Linked DNA regions of Homo sapiens: region 1 is linked to region 2. Evidence: chromatin loops called from intact Hi-C (ENCODE). Cell type or tissue: psoas muscle. All regions are shown on one strand. Links, peaks and the distances in the headings refer to the core of each region. The heading gives the core; the rest is flanking DNA. Region 1 overlaps RAB43 (RAB43, member RAS oncogene family). Region 2 has its middle 7.3 kb from the start of GP9.

Evidence for each region. A loop is a pair of places that touch in the nucleus more often than their neighbours do. Peaks named below come from ENCODE experiments on the same cell type or tissue, not always from the same donor. Only the 100,000 strongest peaks of a DNase experiment are listed, where the experiment ranks them.
Region 1: a loop joins it to region 2, with 1.8 times the contacts of the local background. A loop is called at or near these places in 11 of 110 quality-filtered maps.

The regions. Positions count from the first base shown.
Region 1 is chr3:129,103,085-129,111,928 of GRCh38, forward strand. All of the region lies in intron 1 of RAB43 (RAB43, member RAS oncogene family), which reads right to left. The region is part of intron 11 of ISY1-RAB43 (ISY1-RAB43 readthrough); the gene reads right to left. Among named protein-coding and RNA genes, the nearest start is that of RAB43, 14 kb to the right of the region's middle. In psoas muscle, for the core only: no CTCF peak of the experiment used is centred there; a DNase peak (open chromatin) is centred at 3,410.
Region 2 is chr3:129,049,162-129,057,891 of GRCh38, forward strand. It overlaps a transcript of GP9 not described here. Among named protein-coding and RNA genes, the nearest start is that of GP9, 7.3 kb to the right of the region's middle. RefSeq lists an enhancer at 4,614-4,663. In psoas muscle, for the core only: a CTCF peak has its summit at 4,370; DNase peaks (open chromatin) are centred at 3,040, 3,738, 4,489 and 4,690.

The DNA.
Region 1 (8,844 bases), core at 381-8,380, 54 kb after region 2:
GGAGGCTCTGAGGGGCGCTGGGACTCGGCCAAGGCATCCCAACGCAGAGTCCTGGACTCCAGGCTGGCTGTCTCTCTGCCTTGGGAGAGGCTGGGACCAGCAGGGACACTTGGGCTCCAAGTCCCCACTGCATCTGCCCTAGCTGTGCCCTCCTCCTACCCACTTATCCCCACCTCCCTACCGCCACTCCAGCCTCTTACCAGGGTCTACACAAACGGCCTCAGGCCTGTCTCCACACCTCCAATTCACCCAGTCCATTTTCTGCACACAGAACAATGCAGCTTCTGAAACAGTGCTAGGATCTTGTAACTCCTCTGCCGTCAACCCTTAGGTGGCAACCCCAGGATCTGCCTCTAGCTGCCTGCTGGCCATTCCTGGAGTACTCCAAGGCCTCTGCACCGAGGCCCTTGTCCTTGGTGTTCCCTGCCTGAAAAGCTCTCCCAGACGCCCATGTGACTGGCCTCCTCATTCATTCCCATCTATGCTTTTTTTTTTTTTTAGATGAAGTCTCACTCTGTCACTCAGGCTGGAGTGCAGTGGCACGATCTCTGCTCGCTGCAACCTCCGCCTCCCAGCTTAAAGCAATTCTCCTGCCTCAGCCTCCCAAGTAGCTGGGATTACAGGTGTGTGCCACCACGCCCGGCTAATTCTTTTATTTTTAGTAGAGACAGGGTTTCACCATGTTTGTCAGGCTGGTCTCGAACTCCTGACCTCAGGTGATCTGCCCGCTTTGGCCTCCCAAAGTGCTGGGATTACAGGCACGAGCCACCGCACCTGGCCAAGAGGCCTTTCTTAAAAGAGCAGTCCCATCCTGTCCCAACCCCAATTTATTTTTCTTTAGTGCACGTCACTGCCTGACATGCACACACACACACATGCACACACACTTTTTAAAGGTTTACTTTCTCTGCCTCATGAGTTCCACAAGGGCACGGGCTGCATCAGGCTAGTTTTCTGCAATCTGCATAGCACCTAGCACAGTGCCTGGCATGTAGAAGGTGCCCGACAGAAACATAATCTGGAGGAGAGTACTGAGGACCATTTTGCCCCGTGAACCTTTTACACTGTCAGCTGAGCGAGCTGTACATTGTTATGGCTAAGGTGTTTTTCACTGCCCAGGGGACATAAACAACCTTAAACTGCTGAAAACATCTGCCAAGTTGAGAGCGGAAACCGCACTTTCTCTATCCCCCACCCCCAAGCTCTCCTCCTGCACACTCACCTGACCAGCCACTAACCTGACCAGCCAACAGGGACTGTAAACTGTGAATGAGCTCCAAGCCCTCTCACCTAGCATATCACCAGCTATTTGAACTTTTCCCAGCAGGCTTGTCTTATAATTGACTTTCGGGGAAAGGTGAAGTCCAGAAGCATCTACTGGACCCAGAGGGTATGGGTAAGGCCTAATTAGGGAGGAAAAGGGCTCCCAGAGTGTGTATGCTCAGAAAAGCAGCACTCCCCCTCCTCTCCCACTCAGCAAGGGTTGGCAGGTAAGTTTCATATGGGGTGGGGATTTCAAGGCTGCAAGGGTTTCAGTCCTGGGCTTCAGGCCCTTCTTTCACCTTGGTGACAGAAGGGCTCAGTCCTGCCCATCGCTGCCTCAGTCGGGAAGCACATGTTGGGTGAGGGATAAGGCTTCTTTCCTCTTCTAATCTCTAAACATAACTCCCAGCTTATACTACGCTCTGAGTCTCCACACTCATGACAAGGCAGTGCTGTTCTCGCCGTTATCTTTTCTGGGATAAACTGCATTCATCTTAACCTTTTGGTGCACTCCTACCTACCCTTCAGGACCCCAGTTCAAAAGTCTCTCATTTTCCCTGACACCATGGGCCTGTGGTCCAACCCTGAGCAGAATTAACTCTTCTTTCCTTCATGTTCCCATAGCTCTTTACTCTTGCCCCTACAACAACACACATCACAGAATGGGTTATCCATCTAAGTCAAAATGTCCCGCACTATTGGGCTTTGGGGCCAGACAAGTGACATAAAAGGCAGTAAGGAGACAGGACTTGTGGGACCCGCTGGCTATCAGAAAAGGATATGCTATCTAAAACAAGTTCAATAGTAACAAACCAGCCAACCACCCTTCTGCCGGCCAAACAAAACAGGCTTTAGGCCAGGGTGGGAGGCTGAGGTGGGCAGATTACCTCAGGCCAGCAGTTCAAGACCAGCCTGGCCAACGTGACGAAACCTTGTCTCTACTAAAAATACAAAAATTAGCTGGGCATGGTGGTACATGTCTGTCAGCCTGGTTACTCAGGAGGCTGAAGCACGAGAACTGCTTGAACCTGGGAGATGGAGGTTGCAGTGAGCCGAGATCGTGCCACTGCACTCCAGCCTGGGCAACAGAGTGAAACTTCATCTCAAAAAACAAACAACAACAACAAAACAAAACAAAACAAAAAAAACAGGGCCAGGCGCAGTGGCTCATGCCTGTAATCCCAGCACTTTGGGAGGCCAAGGCAGGCAAATCACCTAAGGTCAAGATTCGAGACCAGCCTGGCCAACATAGTGAAACGCTGTTTCTACTAAAAATACAAAAATTAGCCGTGCATGGTGGTGGATGCCTATAATCCCATCTACTCAGGAGGCTGAGGCAGGAGAATCACTTGAACCTGGGAGGTGGAGGTTGCAGTGAGCCGAGACCATGCCATTGCACTCTAGCCTGGGCAACAAGAGTGAAACTCCATCTCAAAAAAAAAAAAAAAAGTTAACATTAAAAAACAAACAAAAAGCGGGCTTTGTAGTGGAAATTGACCTCGGGCTACCACTTGGCTCCTGGTTCCTATGTCCCTCTCTTGCCATCAGGAATGGGTTCCCTGAGGAGAAAGACCCTGTCTTATTCCTCTTGGCACCATCAATACTTGCACAGTGCCTGCACAGAGAAGGGCCTCAACACATCAGCAGTCCACTGTGGGCAGGTCCCAGTAGTCAGGCCCGTGCAGCAGGGCTGAAAGCTGCTTTCCAGGGATTCCTAGTTCACGTTCCCACTGAGTGAGTTCAGATGTGCCCCAGTGGGAAATCAATCCTGCTTACTAGGTTAAAAGCACCACTGAAGTTCGGCTCTGGGACCTGTGTCCAGCATCTGTCCCTCCCAATGGAAACAGAGGAAGGTTTTACTTGACAAGACTTTCTCCTGAGTAACGAAGCAGGCAGTGGAAAGTTCCTTGCTTCTTCATATTAGAGAGGGACCTTGGAAAAGTTAGTTCTCAGGACAAACTCTGAAAACTGGTCAGACTGACCCAAATACAAGTTCCTGAGCTATTTTTCATTGTGTCTTGGGATGTGGTAAGTCAAACCAGGAGGTGGAGTTTGTGGGCCATGCGAGCTCCTGACTGCCGCTGTCCCTCCTCCCACCATGCTGTGGTCCTCCAGGGAAAGGTTTGGCCCTGGGCTCACAAGCAGGCCACAGGCCAGGGAGTGAAGCACTGTGAAGCACCATGGTAAGACAGCAAAACCTCTAGCATATTAACCAGCTAAGGACACAGCCTGCCACCATCTGGCCAGACAGGTGGAGAGAGACCAAAGCAAGGACAAGAAAGGTAAGACCAGGCTGGACCAGCGACACAGGCTGGCGGCAGGCAGAGCAGACTGCAATGCATGCAGTCTGGTGTCGGGGGCACAAATTCTCCTCTGCAATAGGGGAGTAGAGGACCAGGACAGACTCTCATGCCCAAAATTCCTCCCACCTCTTAAAAATGAGTGCCTGAAGGCCCAGCATGAGAAATGGCTTTCTTTGTCCCTTGTTACAATGCAGCTCTCCTTGGGAGGCTTGGTGGCGATGCAGAGTGAAGAAAAATCCAGGATGTGCGTTCCTGTTCCTGTACTCCACCAGCACGTGATGAGGGATGGCCCTGTCAGCTTCTCGCAGTTCAAGTTTCCTCCCCAGTCACCCAGGAAGCACAGTAACCCACGACGTTTTGCAGGCCTGGTGAAAGCAAGGGGCCAGAGGCCATGAAAGCCAGGAAGGCAGAGTTCTGTGGGCACCTGGCACTGTCTGTCAGTGCTCCCTGTGTGTCAGGCCACTTCATCCCGTGACAACCCTAGAAGGTGGGTCTCATTACTCCTTATGTCTGAGGGGTCACAGGAATGAAGCATCAGCAGAGGTCTGTCTGACTCCGAAGCCTGGTGTCCTTTACCATGGACGCGGCTCCTCCGCAAGCACATAGAAACTGCTTCCAAGAAATCTCACTGCCACTGGCACCTCCTGCAGGAATCAAACCCGTTCCTGAACAGCTTGGATGAGAAAAAGGTGCACTGTGGGAAACGACCCTGGCCTCTGGCCAACAAGTCCTGCCTCATCTGCTTGCCAAGTGCCACCTCTTCCGGGTATTCCTCTTCCTCGCAGGAAGCTAAGGGCATCCACGACCAGCCTGCTGCCACCCAAACACCTTGCTTGCTTGCAGGCTCCTTTCAGCACCAGGGAAACATTTGGGGTAATGAGGAAACCAAGGCAGCGTGCAGGAGCTCGCGGTGGGCACCGCTCAGCTGGGGGGCCCATCAGGAAGGGTTTTCAGCAAACATTGACAGCATCCTCAGAGTCAGGGCTGCAAGTGCCAGTGTCCCTGGTAGACAGCCTCTTGGAGCCCTCACAGCCTCCACAAGAATTCCCGTAAACCCCACACCTCTTTTCCCCAAATTCCTCCGCTGCAAGGGCCCAGGCACAAGGGATTCAGATGTCCTATGGCCCACACTGAACAACCCCAACCCTCAAACCATCCCTCCAGTTCCCTGCTACTTTGGTCATCAACGATGGCCCAGACTGGCCTCACGAGTCCCTCACCCTCACCCTCCAAGCCACTCGGTCACCTCTTCAACTCTCTAGAGCAAACCCTCCTCCCCGGGCTCCCAGGCACAGCTGGCTGTTTCGCTGCCTATGGCCCCCAGGCCCACAGCCTGCCAGTGCCACCAGGCTGGCCCTCGTATTTGCCATGCTCTCATCTGCCCCCATTCTCCAGCTGCATGCAGCTTAGACAAACATCACACTCCTCCCTCCCAGGGCCACAGCTCTGCACAGAGGCAGCCATGGCGTTCAAAGCCCTGCCCATCTCACTTCCCTAGGAATCTCTCATGAATCTTCCAGGGCCTCCCTCCCCTTCACGCCTCTGTGGCCCTGAGGAGTGTGGATTAAAGCCCCCCACCAAGCTCCACAGAACTCAGCACACCTCCCTAGGACAGCCACGGCAGCCACATGGCCCTGCCTTCCAGGAACAGCCCTGACTGTCCATGTTTGGCTGGCTGTTGCCACAATGTGTGGAGGTGAAAGATGAGTACTTGTCAGGCCATGCAGTCCAACTCTTGGTTCAGAAGCCTCAGTTACCACAGCCACAGCATTAATAGCATTGCATGCTAATTACCTGTCTACATATATTTTCTCCACCAGAGGTGAGTCCCCAGAGACTGCCTCTTACTTACCTTTCTCTCTCTGGTACCTAGAACAGTGCCTGGGAGAGAGCAGGTACCTAAGGAATCAATGAACAAATAAACCATGCACAAGTTGCCATGCTATGTAATTTACATACAGGGTGTCAGATGGGTAATTCTCAGCCAACAACCATAACTAAGCTCGACAGAGTACCACCTTCCAGGTTCCAAGGGTTCTTCCCTTTTAGCCCTATTTCAACTGGTCTGGTGCTCCAAATGGAAGGCCGTGGCTCTTAAGCGATCAAGAAATAAGTCCAAAGAACAAAGAGAAATCTTTAGAAATCAACAGAAATGGAGAAAGCTGGTAAACACCACCCTAACCAGGTGATCAAACAGGCCCCATTACTAGTATGGAACGTGGCACCGGGGGCTGCCTCCTGTGCTGCAGGATGAAGCCCACAACATCCCCTAGGACGCATTCTTGCCAGAATGGTTTAACTTTAGGCTCATCGAGTCCCCACATTTCTAGCTTACAGGAAATACAAGGAATAAAGAAACAAGTGAAAAGACAACATAAGGAAACCATGAGAAAAAACTACAAGGTGACTCCTACAAAAAAAAAAAAAAATCATGGCTTGTACTGATCTGTAAATTAATTTAAAAAATCAGTGTCATTTGGCTGGGTGCGGTGGCTCACACCTGTAATCCCAACACTTTGGGAGGCCAAGGCGGGCGGATCACGAGGTCAGGAGATCGAGACCATCCTGGCTAACATGGTGAAACCCCATCTCTACTAAAAATACAAAAAATTAGCCGGGCGTGGTGGCGGGTGCCTGTACTTCCAGCTACTCGGGAGGCTGAGGCAGGAGAATGGCGTGAACCTGGCAGGCGGAGCTTGCAGTGAGCCGAGGTTGCGCCACTACACTCCAGCCTGGGCGACAGAGCGAGACTCCGTCTCAAAAAAAAAAAAAAAATCAATGTCATTTAAAAAAAAAGGAGGTGTTGCCGGATGTAGTAGCTCATGCCTGTAATCCCAACACTTTGGGAGGCTGAGGCAGGTGGACCACCTGAAGTCAGGAGTTCAAGACCAGCCTGGCCAACAGAGTGAAACCCCGTCTCTACTAAAAATACAAAAAAAAATTAGCCAGGCATGGTGGCGGGCGCCTGTAATCCCAGCTCCTTGGGAGGCTGAGGCAAGGAAAAGTGCTTGAACCTGGGAGGTGGAGGTTGCAGTGAGCCGAGATCGCACCACTGCACTCCAGCCCAGGCGACAGTGAGAGACTCCATCTAAAATAATAATAATAATAATAATAATATTAAAAGTTAGAATTAAGTCTAAGTAACTTGGTACATAATGTAAAAAAAATTTTGGAATGGGCAATGAGGAGAAAGTAAAAGTGTGCTTGGTTTTGTCTTTTCCTTTTTTTTTGTGAGACAGGCTCTCACTCTGTCACTTAGGCTGGAGTGCAGTGGTGCGATCCTGGCTCACTGCAGCCTCGACCTCCTGGGCTCAAGTGATCCTCCCACCTCAGTCTCCTGAGTAGCTGGGACTACAGACAAGCAACACCATACCTGGCTAATTTTTTTATTTTTTGCAGAGACAGGTTCTCCCCATGTTGCCCAGGCTAATCTCAAATTCCTGGGCTGTAGCAATCCGCCCGCTTCTGCCTCCCAAAGTGTTGGGATTATGGTGGTTCTTGTCTTCTTTAGGTGAAAAAAACAGATCCTGGTAGATAAATTTAAACATGAATTTAAAACTTAATAAAATCAATAGAAACAGCACTATATTTCCAACTTACTAGAAGGCAACGTGGAAGAGAACTGATCAATTCAACAAAAGCAAGCCAAGAGGTAGCTGGATAAATGGGGAAAGAGTATGCTTCCTTCTTGCCTGCCTTCATTCATTCAATAACCAAAAGGTAAAGTACACTGTGCCAAGTGCTTTGATACCTAAGACAAAGTCCATGCCCAGCAGCGCTGAGTGCCTGAGGGTGGAAGGAAGCAAACAGTAACAAACAAGTGAAGTATGACTTGGGGCAATGCAAAGTACTAGGACAAAAAAACAAAACAAGGCAAGTAAGGGCATAATGTTGAAAACATTCTGTGGCTGGGCGCGGTGGCTCACGCCTGTAATCCCAGCACTTTGGGAGGCTGAGGCGGGCGGATCACGAGGTCAGAAGATCAAGACGATCCTGACTAACATGGTGAAACCCCGTCTCTATTAAAAATGCCAGGGGTTGGTGGGGATTGAGAAGTGAGAGTGGCTGCTTATGGTGATGAGGTTTCTTTTGCGGTGATGAAAATATCCTAAAATCAACTGTGGTGATGACTGCACAACTCTTTGAGTATATTAAAAAACAAAAAACAAAAAACAAAAAAAACACTGAATCACGCACTTTAAGTGGGGGAATTTTTATCATATGTGGATTATATCTCCATAAAGATTTTTTTTTTTTTTAAGGAACTTGGGAGAGTGCTACTTTAGACAGGATAGTAAGGTAAGATAATTCAGGGAAAGCAAAATATCAATCTGTTGATGTATGCACTTGTACCACAAATGCACAGCAAACTGGCCCCAAGCCTATCTGGTCACACCTCACCTTCCACCCATCACCATGCGCCTTCCCAAGGGTAGGGGACTCCTCGAATTCCTAGGTGGTCTCCTTTTTTCACTTCACATGCATTTCTCCCTCCGTGTGTTCTGTTAAAATGTGGAGGGTGCCCTCCAGCCCTTTCCTGAACTCTTCTAGTAGAGCTTCTAGTAGAGCTTCAAGAGTCCATGGCTGGGCGCAGTGGCTCATGCCTGTAATCCCAACACTTTGGGAGGCCGAGGTGGGCAGATCGCTTAAGGTCAGGAGTTTGAGACCAGCCTGGCCAACATGGTGAAACCTCATCTCTACTAAAAATATAAAAATTAGCCGGGCGTAGTGGTGTGCACCTGTGGTCCCAGCTACTCAGGAGGCTGAGGCAGAAGAATCACTTGAACCTGGGAGGCCGAAGTTGCAATGAGCTGAGATGGCACCACTGCACTCCGCCTGGGTGATAGAGACTCTGTCTCAAAAAAAAAAAAAAAAAAAAAAGAGACCTGTGCTGCCAGCCATGGGATCCAGCAGCACCCTCCCATCAGATGTTGATCCTGCTCCTCACTCTCCCACTCATGCAGCCAACACATGTTGAGGGCTTATTCTGGGAAAGAAACCCAAAGAAAACTGTAGCGTCAGAGTTTACACTGAAGTATTGGCCTTGAGATTTCAATAATAAAACTGATTTTTTTCTAAGAGATTTTTCTACATATTTCATAGAATTTTCATGTATTTCATAAAATTGATTCTGTTCTATATAAACATGAGAGTCCTATTCTTATTGGGAATATTGAAAAAAATATATAAACATGACAGATATTAACAATTCCTAACTAGCAAACTGAAGTTTACTCTGACACTAAGATCCATTTTTTTGGTCACGAAATCACCCACT
Region 2 (8,730 bases), core at 731-8,730:
TGTATAAGCTCTATGTGAGGAAAGCTACAAAACTGTTATGAAAGAAATCAAAGAACGAAATAGATGGAGAGAGATTCCGTGTTTAAGAGCAAGAAGACTCAATATTGTCAAGATCTCAGTTCTTCCCAGCTTGATCTACAGACCAAATGCTATCCTGATCGAAATTCCAGCAAGTTACTTTGTGGATATTAACAAACTGATTCTAAAGTTTATATGGAGAAGCAAAAGACCCAAAATAGCCAACACAATATTTAAGGAGGAGAACAAAGTTGGAGGACTGACATGACCCAACCTCAAAGCTTATGCTAAATCTACAGTAATCAAGACAGTGTGGTATTGGTAAAAGAACAGACAAATAGATCAATGGAACAGAATAGAGAGCCCAGAAGTATACCCATAGTCAACTGATGTTTTTACAAAGGAACAAAGGAAATATAATGGAGAAAAATTATTTTCAACGAATGATGCTAGAACAACTGGACATCCAAATGGAAAAAAAAATTTAGATATAGACCTTACACTCTTAGGAAAAATTAACCCAAGGCCAGGCACAGTGGCTCACGCCTATAATCTCAGCACTTTGGGAGGCTGAGGCGAGTGGATGACCTGAGGTCAGGAGTTCGAGACCAGCCTCGCCAACATGGTGAAACCCCGTCTCTACTAAAAATACAAAAATTAGCCAGGCATGGTGGTGGGGACCTATAATCCCAGCTACTCGGGAGGCTGAGGCAGGAGAATCGCTTGAACTCAGAGCAGGGCAGGGGGAGGGGCAGGTGGAGGTTGCAGTGAGCCAAGATCACATCACTTCACACCAGCCTGGGCGACAGAGCAAAACTCCATCTCAAAAAAAAAAAAAAAGAAATGAGCTACCAAGCCATGAAAAGACATGTAGGAACCTTAAATGCATATTACTAAGTGAAAGAATTTAATCTTTAAAGGCTAAATATTATATGATCCTAACTGTATGACATTCTGGAAAAGGCAAAACTATGGAGACAGTAAAAGGATCAGTGGTTGCCAGGGATTAGGAGATGGGGAAGGATGAACAAGGGGGCCCAGAAGATTTTTCAGGGCAACAACACTATTCTGTATGATACCATAATGGTAGATATGTGTCATTAGACATTTGTCTCGACCCATAGAATGTCTGACTCCAAGAGTGGGCCCTCAGAAACTACGGACATTGGGCAATAATGGCATGTCCTTGTAGTTTCATCAGTAATAACATATGCCCCACTCTACTGGGGATGTTACTGATATGGAAGGCTGTGCATGTTGGGGGGCAGGGCGTGTATAGGAACTGACTTTCCACTCAATTTTTGCTGTGAACCCAAAATAAAGCCTATTTAAAAAGAAAAAAAGAAAGAACTAGAGAATGGATAGAGGCAGCCTCTTAGCTATCTCTGCACAGAGTCAGCCTAGTGTTGGGGCATCCTGGACCCTCTGAACGTCACTGGTTTGCAGCCTGGATGGCCTTCCCTTTTGCCCAGTGGGGAGAGGCTGAGACTTCTGTAATTTCAGCACCTTGGTGTTGGGTGTGACCTAAGCACCTGCCTGATGCCCTGCCCTGGCCCACAGCCGGCCTGCTGCTGTCAGCTCAGCATGAGCCTCAGAGTTCATGAGGGCCTCAGAGGACCAGGGGGCTTCCCTGGAGGAAAACCCAGATGAGGAGACCAAAGGCAGCGTCAACATTTGTGATTCACAGAGACCAGGCATGGGGCTTCTCCCACATCCACGTTTTACTGCTGGGGACACTGATGAGGACTCGTGCTCACAGCCACACAGCACAATAGCAGAGCCAGGACTCAGAGCTCAGCCCGGGTCACCCAAGCCCACACTCGAAACCACTCGACAAGGCTGCACCAAGATCAGCAGGCAGGGCCTGTACTGAGTGCCAAGCCCTGAGGCCACGGAAAGAGAGGGGGTAAGAGGGTGCAATTTCATAGAAAGATGGAGGTATGCCTTTGTCCACTGAGCTGAAGTCTGAGACGATGTCTCGAGGGAGCAAAACGGTGGCACCCAGGGAGCTGCAACCATGGGAAACATGGGGTCTCCTTTGGCCAGAAACAGAGTAAGCCAACAATTCCTGAGAAAGCTTCACCAAAAAAAGAACCTCCCCTGATATTTGGGTCCAAGAAATAGCCACGACTCTGACCTAAAAGGTTCCTGGCTGGGAGCGGTGGCTCACGCCTATAATCCCAGCACTTCAGGAGGCCAAGGTAGACAGATCACTTGAGGCCAGGAGTTCGAGACCAGCCTGGCCAATATGTCGAAACCCTGTCTCTACTAAAACTACAAAAATTAGCTGGGTGTGATGGTGCACACCTGTAGTCCCAGCTGGCTGAGACGCTGAGGCATGAGAATCACTTGAACCCAGAACACAGAGGCTGCAGTAAGCGAAAATCCCACCACTGCACTCCAGCCTGGGTGACAGAGTGAGACTCTGCCTCAAAAAAAAAAAAAAAAAAAGGTTCCTGTAACTTGAGGGTCCTAGGGACTACTAGTTACTAGTAACTAATTAATCCCTTGATTGATGCCTCTCCGTAAAGGTTAGAGCTTTATTTTCTGATAGAAGCCTTGCAGTTACTTGAATTTGAAAATTTCCTGTTAAGATATATGCACAAAGTCTCCTCCTTCAAGATGGGAAGCCTACATGTGAGCCCAGGAGTTCAAGATTACAGTGAGCCATGATTGCACCACTGCACTCCAGTGTGGGCAACAGAGCAAAACCTTGTCTCTTAAAAAAAAATCGTAAAGGCTCATTAACACTTTTCCCTTTGAAAGTGAGCTAGATAGACTTTATGACTCACCAATAAACAGAGTGTGGCAGAGTTGCTGGTGCAGCTTCTGAGACCAGGTCATAAGAGGCCTGGCAGCTCCCTCCTTGCTCTCCATCAGATCCCTTGCTTGGGGGAAAGATAGCTGCCCTGTGCAGAGAGCCACACGGAGAGTCACCGAAGTCTCCTGTCAATGGCCAGCAAGGAACTGAGGCCTCCTGCCAACAGCCACGACTCACATCTCAAAAGCGTCTCCTCCAGCCCAGGCCAAGTCCTCTGATGCTGGTCTCACTGGGCTGAGATCTTGACTGCAACAGCCAGAACCACCCAGCTAAGCCACTCCCAAGTTCTTGACCCACAGAAACAAGTGAGATAATAAGTAAATAAATGTCATTGTTGAGCTGGGCATGGTAGCTCACACCTGTAATTCTAGTGCTTTGAGAGGCTAAGGCAGAAAGATCACTTGAGCTCAGGAGTTTGAGAACAGCTCAACCTTCGGAGACCCCATCTCCAACAACAATAACAACAACAAATTAGCTGGCTGTGGCAGTGCATGCCTGTGATCCCAGCTACCTAGGAGGCTGAGGTGGGAGGATCTCTTAAGCCCAAGGGTTCCAGGCTGCAGTGAGCTAGGATCTCACCACTGCACTCCAACCTGGGTGACAGAGTGAGACCATGTCTCTAAAAAATTTAAAATAAATAAATAATTAAAATTAAAAATGCTATTGTTTGAAGCTGCTAGTTTTGGGGGATGGTTTGTCATGGAGCAGTAATAACAAATTTCCTAACAGAGACTCATGCTCCATCAGAGCATAGGGGCTACGCACATATGTCTGTGGCAGATTCTCGCAGTCCTCCACGCTACCCACTGAGCTGTCACAGGGAGCGCTGTGGCAGGCTTGTATGTTTACCAGTAACCATTGGAGCCCTGACAATAATCACTAGCAGGTTGGAAGGAGTACAAGGGTTCCCAGGCATGGAGCCAGCTGAAGGGGCACTCGTGGATGCAGAGATACAGGGGTCAGGGGAGTGCATACTTTTTCAGGCCCTGGGGTGGGGGTGAGGGGATAGGGTGCAGGGGCCCAGATAGTCAAAAGGCAAGGAGGTGCTGGGAGGGGCACCGCTTGTGGCCCAGGCTCCAAGTCCCCCATGCATGCCTACAGTCCCATCAGACTTCCCTTACAAAATACAAATTTAAAGATAAAATTGTTATGAATTTCAAGACAGCAGCCACAGAGCTTACAACCCCAGGCACAGGGCCCTTCTGAGCAGGGAGTCCCCTGCAGCTACCCCAGCCCCATGCCCACAAAGCCAGGCCTAGATGCATAGAGAGGCGGAGAGGGGCAGTCATCCTACAAGGTTTCAAAAAATAGGAGAATCGAACATTTATGCATAGACTTCACATCTTCCACTCTCCTTTAGCCTTTTTTCTATAAGAGCTTCTTTGGGATTGTTCAGATGGCCTGCAACACATTAAAAATGTTTTCTGGGAAATTCTAACTAATGTCCTCTCTCTCAACTTCTGGCAAAAAAAAGAAAATCATTCCATTGACCTTAATTTGCTCTCCCCACGGCAAAAAATGTCCTGTAATTTCACACTGTTTCCACTGGGTGGCAAATGCTGTCCCTGAGAGGAAAAATGAATGGTAAACGGTTCCAAAGCGCCTCCAAGCATGAGCTCCGGGAGTCCAAGTTTAACTTCTCCGAATGAACCCCTGCCCCCTCACGGCCCCTGCCGTGGGTATTTGCCACATCTTCCCATCATCTGTGCTATTACCTGTGTTAAAACACACACACACACACACACACACACACACACACACACACACACACACACGTATACATTTAGAAGAAGAGAAGCCTTTATTTCCTGTAAAAGGTGCCAGCCTACAAGGTGGCCATCTGCAGGCTGGGAAGTGTGCCAATGGCCGAGCACTTTGAAAGAGGAGGGGTTGGGGCAGGAGCTTTATGCTGACCTGTCTGGCTAAACATACATATTCAACTGGCTACAGGAGGAGCTATGAATATTCATAAAGGCACTGTGCCTCCTATCTGTAATCCTAGCATTTTGGGAGGCTGAGGCAGGAGGATTGTTTGAGCCCAGGAGCTAGAGACCAGTCTGAGCAACATAGTGAGATTCCATCTCTACCAAAAATACAAAATTAGCTGGGGTAATGGTACGTGCCAGTGGTCCCAGCTACTTAGGAGGCTGAGGTGGGAGGATCACTTGAACCCAGGAGGTTGAGGCTGCAGTGAGCCAAGATTGAGTCACTGTACTCCAGCCTGGGTGAGAGAGCCTGTCACAAAAACAAAGAAAAAAATAGTCATGGCCGGGCGCAGTGGCTCACTCCTGTAATCCCAGCACTTTGGGAGGAAGAGGTGGGCAGATCACAAGGTCAGGAGTTCAAGACCAACCTGGCCAACATGGTGAAACCCCATCTACTAAAAATACAAAAATTAGCTGGGTGTGGTGGCACGCGCCTGTAGTCCCAGCTACTTGGGAGGCTGAAACAGAAGAATCGCTTGAACCCGGGAGGCAGAGGTTGCAGTGAGCCAAGATCACGTCACTGCACTCCAGCCTGGCAACAGAACAAGACTCCGTCTCAAAACAAAAAAAAAGAGTAGTCATTAAGGTGTTCCTAACACATTCATATTGAACAAACACTTAGGTGTTCCTAACAAATTCATATATGACCCATGTTTGCTCTGGGGTGGAGACTGAACATATAAACATATTACAGTTAGGCCCTATATGTCAAAAGGCTTTTCAGGACACAAAGGCACTCTGTGCGCAACCTCTGTAAACAGGCTGGGGTGGACCATGGTCAGTGGTCTTCTTATCTGGAGAAAGTTATTGAAATCAGTCTCTTGCAGTTATGGCTGGTGGAACAGGAGTTGGGGGTCAGTTAGTCACATCTGGTGGAACTGCAAATTGTTTCAGTATTGCTTATCTCAAGGCCAGTGTTTGTTTAGCTGCTAGAGAAAAAGAAAAGCCTTGTGGCAGTGAGAACAGGTTCATTCTTTAAGTGTGGGGTGACTGACTTAACCCTTGCCTGGCATGGCCTTAGGTTCTGTTTATAATTTAGCGTCTTATTTGCCACAAAGAGTCGGTCATGTCAGTCTTACTATCTCTATTTTGTCTATCTCTATTTTAACAGTAATGCTGGTCAGTTGTTGTGTCTGAAGCACAAAAAGGAGGAGGTATAACGAGGCTTCTGACCTCCTGTCCTGTCGTGGCTGGAAGCTCAGTTTTAAAGTTTTTCTGGGGTCCCCTTGGCCATAAAGGGGTCCATTCAGTTTGGCAGGGGCTTATAATTTTATTTTTAGTTTACACTTAATATTTTTCTTAGAATCAGTTCTCTTTTTAAATGTATATAAATGTATTTTAAGAAAGAAAGTTTGTATGCTCGAATTTAATTGAGAAACCAGTCTCACCTGTCATACACACAAACTAACATCACAATAAGTTCATAGCAAATAAAGCATCATCATTCATTTCTGACCAGATACAGCCACTGAGCTGAAGGGCCAGACAGCAAGGCTGAGAGGCAGGTCGAAGTCCCATGGTTAGGGCTTTCAGCTGGGGAGGGGTATCTTTGTGCCAAGCTAGACTGTGTTTAATCCTTTTAATCACAAGAGACAAAAATCCTCAGACACGAGAAGGTACGTCAAAGGGTGTGAGGGCCCCCTTTCTTTTCTTTCTTTCTTTCTTTTTTTTTTTTTTAAGACAGAGTCTTGCTCTGTTGCCCAGGCTGGAGTGCAATGGTACAATCTCGGCTCACTGCAACCTGCGCCTCCCAGGTTCAAGCGATTCTCCTGCCTCAGTCTCCCGAGTAGCTGGGATTACAGGCGCGTGACACCACGCCCAGCTAAATTTTGTATTTTTAGTAGAGAGACAGTTTCATCATGTTGGCCAGGCTGGTCTTGAACTCCTGGCCTCAAGTGATCCGCCCACCTCGGCCTCCCAAAGTGCTGGGATTACAGGCGTGAGCCATCACGCCTGGCTGTCAGGCCCCCCTTTCTTCCCTGACAGTGTGCCAGTGGCCCCTGCCCATGATGACTTCCACAGTGCCTGCTGTGGCCAGACCCCCAGCAAAGCACCTGTCAGGCTTATCTCACTCTTTCCTCACAGCAGTCTGGGAGGTGGGGTCTTTGATTTTCCCCATTCTGCAGATGAGGAAACTGAGGCAGAGATAGGCTAAGACTATTGCCCAAGGTCACAGAGCAAGTAAGTAGCAAAACCAGGTTTCAGAGCAAGGCAGGCTGCTCCACAGGCTGGCTCAGAACAGCCGGGGTGACGGAGACCTGCATCTGCAAAGATCCAGCAAGCAGAGGCTCTGTTCCAAGGGGGTCCAACAGTGGCAGACAGGGTTACCCATTTCCTGTTGGTTGCACACAGGCTAAAAATGCTACCTAATAATCACTGCCTCTTAATCCCCTCTGCTTCCCATGAGAAGGAAAAATTGTCTTGGGGGATATTGAAAGATCCCAGCCTCCAAAGTAAGTTTACCTAAGCAGTTTGCCTCATAATACGATTACCAAACAGAGGCTGTTTCCTTCAGCTCAGGGGACAAGAAAGGAGTGGCTGTCTCCCTCATGTTTCTCGTTATTTGTGTCATAGGCATGTATCACCTGAAATTGCCTGAGAGGCTCAACCAACTTTTAGTCACAAGATCTGCGAACACTTCCCTAGTGGGTGCTGAGGTTCTCCAAGGAGCTGCTGGGCCCATTTGCAAACAGATAAGCAAACGGCTGGGTGAGTGCGTCGAGGAGGGCTTCCCGTAAGAAGTTATGCCCCCGGTGAATCTTAAAGGATGCAGCATGCCAGGCAAAATTCCACAGGGCTCCAGAAAGAGGGCAGTGCAGAGGCAAAAGCACAGACAGAAGTTGGCATGTGGGTGGGGAGTGAGGGACATGGCTAGCCTACCACGAAGCTTCAGATCAGGAAGAGATGAGAGGTGAGGCTGGACAGGGTGGCAGAGGGTGTCCTGAAGACAGCAGGGAGCCATGAAAGACATGGAGCAGGAGTGTAGTGAGATTAAACCTGTATAGTAGAGGCAGAGGCCAGCATCAAGGAGACAGCAGTCCTGGCAAGACACAGATAAGGCCAGCACTAGAGAAGAGACAGCCAGCAAGGCTGACAAGTATGTATTAGATAATGCCCATGGGCCAGGCAGAGGTGCTGGGGAGGGAAGAGTTAATGGGACAGAGTCTCTGCCCTCTTGAGTTTCACATCAATGGGAGGAGACATTTAATAAACACATAAAAATGTAAAAATAAGATCATTTCAGATCCTGATCAATGCTAAGGAAGATATGAAATGGAATATTATGGTACAGAAGGATGGAGCTGTGCCTTGGCAAGGGAGGCCTTTGAGGAGGGGTCATCTGAATTGAGATGAGAATGATGATCAGGAGGAAGCCATGTGGGGCTCTGGGGGAAGGGCACTCCAGGCAGAGGGAACAGCAAGTGCAAAGGCCCTGAGGCAGGAAAGTGCTGGAGTGTTTGAGCAACAGGAAGAAAATTGGTGTGGCTGGACATTGATGAGCAAAGTAGACAGTGGGTGATGGGGTCAAGAAATAGGCAGGGGCCAAGCTACAGGGGGGCCTGTAGCTTCCTGACCACAGGGGCACGGGTTTTCTTTTATTTGCGATGGGAAGCCAAGAAGGCGAACGAAGACCAGAGCAGTAGCAGCACAGGGAGAAGTGGTTAAGTTCTGAATAGATCCTGGTGACTGAAATGACAGGAATTACTGATGGGTTGGACAGCAAGTAGAAGTGACTCTTCAGAGGAGTTTTATGGAAGAGAGAAGCAGAAAAATCAGATGGTAATTGGAGAAAGAGGTGGAATTAAGGAAGGATTTTTCAAAAGGGCAGGATTATAGGTTGCTTCTTTTTTTTTTTTTTTTTTTTGAGACGGAGTTTTGCTCTTGTTGCTCAGCCTGGAGTGCAAT